Linked DNA regions of Mus musculus: region 2 is linked to region 1. Evidence: chromatin loops called from intact Hi-C (ENCODE). Cell type or tissue: gastrocnemius. All regions are shown on one strand.

What was found. A loop is a pair of places that touch in the nucleus more often than their neighbours do. Peaks named below come from ENCODE experiments on the same cell type or tissue, not always from the same donor. Only the 100,000 strongest peaks of a DNase experiment are listed, where the experiment ranks them.
Region 2: a loop joins it to region 1, with 6 times the contacts of the local background. A loop is called at or near these places in 16 of 42 quality-filtered maps.

Annotation. Positions count from the first base shown.
Region 1 is chr12:100,197,864-100,200,363 of GRCm38, forward strand. Calm1 (calmodulin 1) reads left to right here and starts at 1,572. Exons shown (of 6, transcript NM_009790.5): 1 at 1,572-1,853. The coding sequence starts at 1,851. In gastrocnemius, a CTCF peak has its summit at 1,399; DNase peaks (open chromatin) are centred at 1,618, 2,221 and 2,450; H3K4me3 peaks cover 2,266 bases; H3K27ac peaks cover 2,500 bases.
Region 2 is chr12:100,420,434-100,422,933 of GRCm38, forward strand. All of the region lies in intron 5 of Ttc7b (tetratricopeptide repeat domain 7B), which reads right to left. Among named protein-coding and RNA genes, the nearest start is that of Gm51958, 72 kb to the left of the region's middle. In gastrocnemius, a CTCF peak has its summit at 1,285 (motif pointing left); DNase peaks (open chromatin) are centred at 1,301 and 2,039; H3K4me3 peaks cover 1,035 bases; H3K27ac peaks cover 2,500 bases.

The DNA.
Region 1 (2,500 bases):
CATACCAAATGTTAAAATGCACTTAGCTAACTTCCTTAGGAAGTCTGACAAAAAAAAAAAATCCAAATTCCTTTAGTAATCATTAGTTATAATAATGAGCTTGGCTATGTAGACCTGTAATTCATTGGATTATTGACTATGCTTTAAACTGAATTTTTATTAGTCTCTTTTCTGTGAACATAGGGATATTATGTGTCTGACTGTGAATGGTTTTTAAACCATTTGCAAGAGGGCCAGCAGTACCCTTGGGGGGGGGGGGCTGCCTGCTACAGCTTCTCCTTAAACAGCAGGTTAACCCTTTCTGTAGCATTCTAGGAAGAACAAATTGAAGCGCAGTCCCACAGCTGCTGACATACTGTCTGAGGTGATCCTAAGAAGTCCTCTGGCGTTTGCAATGTTCAGGGACATTTTTGAATCTTTTAAAACACCTATCTGCAAACTTTGACAAAGCCAGAAAAGAAAGGTAACTAGTCTTTCCAGAGAGGAGCATGCTAATCACACATTTTGCCACAATTTCTGAAAGAAGAAACAACCTGCAGCTTGTCCTGGCCTTGCAAACAAAAGATCAAATTCTGCGCTTTGTCTTGGCAAGAAACGAAACTGCAGCATTTTGTTAAGATTTTCTTCTTCTTCTTTTAAGTTCCAGGCTCCAAACTAAGACCTGAAACAGTTTTTGGTCGTCCCTGTCCCCACCCCCACCCTAGTTTACAGAAGAACAAAGAATAGTAAATTTAAAGGTTAAAACATTATTTAAGGACTATAATTAAGATTGTAATTAAGATAGTGGAGCACCCTACTAGAATCAATTGGCTGCACAAGTTCCAGCTGTAATCAGAGTGATCCTGTGTATCTTTCCCCTTCTTTGTATATATCAATTTATGAATTTCCAGGACCAGGACAATTAGGAAAAACTCAAAAGCGTGGGCTCTGAGGGCGACATAAGCCGCTCACTACGTTAATTTTGGAAGCAGGCCTAATAGAATTTGCCACAGGAAATAAGGAACAAACCTAGCAAGGGACAACTCTTCAAGCATCTTTAAAATTTTAGTAGGTATGTAAAAACACGAAAACTAGACTGGTTGAGCGTGTCAACACCACACAGACCTAGCAACTGAGCTTCTAACTGTGCCTCGGACAGTTCTCCAAAATGAGAAAAGTAACATTATCTGACCAATTTCTTCCCCAAGGCCAACCACCGTGTCCTCAACACAGTCCTCTCGCCTCTACAGCTAAGGTTGGATTCCGCCTCCCCGCGGCTGTCCTCAGCCCCTAGATCTCCTCCAGGTCCTCCCCTGTGGGGGACCCAGGATTGGTGGCTCTGCAACCTCGAAGCCACCAGGAGTGGTGGGAGGGGGGACACACAGGTGAAGTGGGGCTGAGTGACGGACACGCGCCTGGAAGCCCGGGACGGCCCCCCAGATTTCGCTACGCAGGCATTCCAGCTCTAGAGGACTCTTGCAGCAACAGACCAGCACCCTCGCTCAGGTCTCCGACTCCCCAGTGACCCCTGCCCGCGTAATGGGCCCGCCGCGCCGGGCGCGCCTGGGGGGCGGAGCCTTGCGGTGAGGTCCGGCTGCCGCAGCGCCGCCCTGCGCGAGGCGGTACTGCCGCGGCGGAGGGATACCGCGCACCGTATATATATCGCGGCACACAGGCTCGCGCTACGGCAGTGGTGCTGGGAGTCTCGTGTCCGTGGTGCCGTTACTCGAAGTCGGGCGGCGGCTGAGGCTCAGCGCACAACGCAGGTAGCGCGTTAGCAGCAGCAGAAGCGGAGGCACCTCGGCGGTCACAGCCCCTGCGCTGGTGCAGCCACCCTCGCCTGCTCCGTTCTTCCTTCCTTCGCTCGCACCATGGTAGGTTGGGATCGGCAGTGGCAGACGTAGCAGCTGCCCGAGCTTTCTGAACAGATTTGTAGTTGAGTCTTGGGGTCTCCCCCTTTTCCTGGTTGAGGTTACCCCCTACCCCATTTTGCCAGGTGTTACGCAGCAGCTGCAGTGAAAGGGGATGTATTTTCGGGTTTGCATCTCCGCTCTGGCTGCCAGAGAACCTCCTCTGAGTTTTGGGCGCCTCTGGGGCTGGACTCTACAGTGGGCTGTGCGCGGGCTGGAGCCGCTGCCACAGCTGCACCGGGGCCTTCCGCATCCACCCCCTCCGCCAGCCCCGCACCCACTGCATCCAACGCGCCGCACCCGGGCTGCCTGCAGCGCAGCGCCTCGGCCGGGGCCAGCGGGGCGGGGGAGCCGGGCGGGGCAGGCCGCGACGTCCCGGTAGTCAGTCCCCGACCGCGGAGAATGAATGGGTCGCGGCGAGCCGGGAGACGTACAGGGCTTGGACCGCGGCCTCGGGGTGTCCTCAGCCACCTTCAGACCCCCTGACCAGCCCAGTCGGGAGTCCCCCCTCGCTTGCGGTCCCCTCCTTCCTCCCGGGGGGCGCGGCGCGGGCGTGAGCTGGGAAGGAAGGAGCCGGGGAAGGGTGGGGTTGGGGGCAGGAAGGCGAAGGC
Region 2 (2,500 bases), 220 kb after region 1:
TAGAACACATCTCATCTTTCCAAAAAGCCACAGAACGGGTCAGCAGGTGCAAGACTGTCAGCCAGACTCCGGAGGCTGTGACAGATGATCAAGGTATCTGGCTCTTGTCTGGGTTGCATTTTAAATCATGCAAAGATTTGAGATAAAAATGTGCTTCTGTAAGATGCAAGCCACAGGGGTAAAGGCTTCTCCGAATTCTCATTCACAACAACAAGCCCAGAACTTTAAGACACTGACTAATTGGCTCAGTATGTAAATATCCCCCCAGCCCTCTCACCCACACAGATGAGATGTTATCAGGTCAGAAGCTTTGTGCTAGCATAAAAAGAGAAGCCTGTGCTCAGGACTCTAAGTAGCACTAAGGAAGTTCATTGGAGACATGAACAAAAATTAGGGAGTAGGCCTGGGACATGCAGCCTAACCTGCCTGTCCCTCCACTCATTTGTATGGGATTCGAGTTCATGGCTAACAACGTACATTGCTCTGGGCTGAAGCTCAGTGCTCTGGAGTAATCTGAGGGGAGGAAACAGTCACAGCTAAAAAGGGATGGGAACGGCTACGACAGCTAATTCTATTTCCATATCACCAATTAAATGCCTACCGTGTACATAAAGGGCAGCCCTCTGAACTCATGAAACAAGGACATGCCTGAGATGATGTCACTACAGACTCTGGTAGACCACAGAAAGAACTGTTTTGCCATGGTGGAAATTAGACCTTGAACAGTACTTCAAAGCTAAATATTGTAACTGTGGGAAGGCTACAAATAGGACCTGGTCATTTGGGGCGTCTCCTATGTCCTCTTTGCAGAACGAACTATTTATAGAGTTATGGAAGCACAGAATTTTCTAGCCAGAAATGATCCAACAGAGTCAAGAAGTGAAAGGGTTTGCTCAGGCTCTAAGTGTGGCAAGAGAGCAAACTGGGAGCTTCCCACCATGCTGTCACCACCTTGGACAAAAGAAAGATGAGCTCTATAAAGCAGAGATGGCTTGAGAGGAAGGAACAAATACGAATCCAAGAGCTCACATGTGTATTTTGTGCACTGATATTCAAATTACTTCACACACACAAATAGCATAAATTCTATGCTCTGGTGAGGACAGCTAATGAGATAGATGCTTCTTAGGTACTGGTTCAAACCGGAAAGCAAATCCATTAAAGCCAGGTGAAGAAGCCCTGTGCCTGATGTTCTGCCCTCTGCTACCTGATACATAATGAGGAGAGAAACCCAATTCCCTTTTCTGGCTGGCTGTGGTTTCTCCCACGCAAGACGGAGGCCCTCTGCTGGAGGAATGTACAAATCTTTAGGTAGAAGGAGGCTGAGCCTGCTGAGGGGAAATCTGCAAGAGGTCCTGGCAGAGGAAGACTCTGGCGTGAGTGCGAGCTGTCCCCAGCTGGATCCCAGACTGTGTTCAGGATTCAGAATCAGACTCTGCTCAGCCCAGAAGAATTCTGCTCCTAAACAAAGAGTCCAGAGCAGTGGCAGAGTAGCGCAGGCCTGAGGCTGGTCAAATGAGGGTGGCATCCCAGAACAGCAGGGAAGGGGTGCCACGTTTTAAATATTAGAAATAGTCACAAGCACCCTAAATACCAAGTTCTTCAATTCTCACCAAACAGTCTATAACAAACAAACATTTTAAAGTCAGATATTACTCAATCACTTCCTATTCGCCACTGAACAGAAAAAAAAAAAGCTACATGTTTAATCATGATAGCAAGGAAGAAAAAGGAGGAAAATGAAAAAAAAAAAAACCCACATGATTGCTTTCATATTTCTAAACTATTAGTTTGTCCCTAAAATGCTGAGGCCCATTAAATAGCTAGAACAAACTGTTGCTTAAAGTTTCCACTCAAAGTTGAACATCAGAACACCTGGTTCTGAGGGTTTCCACAGACTCCTGACAGGAGGTCATTTATTCCATTTCACCGCCCTTGACTGAGATGGTACGATGATGTCAGAACTCACTACGGTAAGGTTTTTGCCAGGATCAAGCAGCACACTCTGGCAAGGTGTCAGAGCCTGGGTCGTCTCCTGCACTTTGCTTTCTGTGCTGGGTGTGTTTCCCCCAGGTTGGAGCAGCTCCAACAACTCAGCTAAGACCAGGGAGGAAAGCGCCTGCAATCTTTAGGACCAGCTGTGTGCTCAGCCTGGCAGGCCAGGCCACCTTTGATCCCTGTGCCATTGCTGTGCCCAGCCCCACAGGCAGAGCTGCAGTGTCCCTTGGCCTATGCATGGTCAAACTCACCCCTTTTCATAGTGGGAGGAGTCTCCTCTACCTTTCACCCACTCCTGTGCCTTCTCCCTTCCCCTTTCTATGCGTGTTTGTTGTTCTCTAGACTCTCATCATTCCAGGGCTCTCTGTGACCCCCAGGCTTGACTTCCTGCGAGCCTGTGCTACCCCACAGTTGTCTGTACAACCTTGAAGGTTCCAGCTCTCCAGCAGTTGGCCCTTCCTCTTTTTTTATTTTCAATTGTTTAAATCAAACTTTGAGTTAA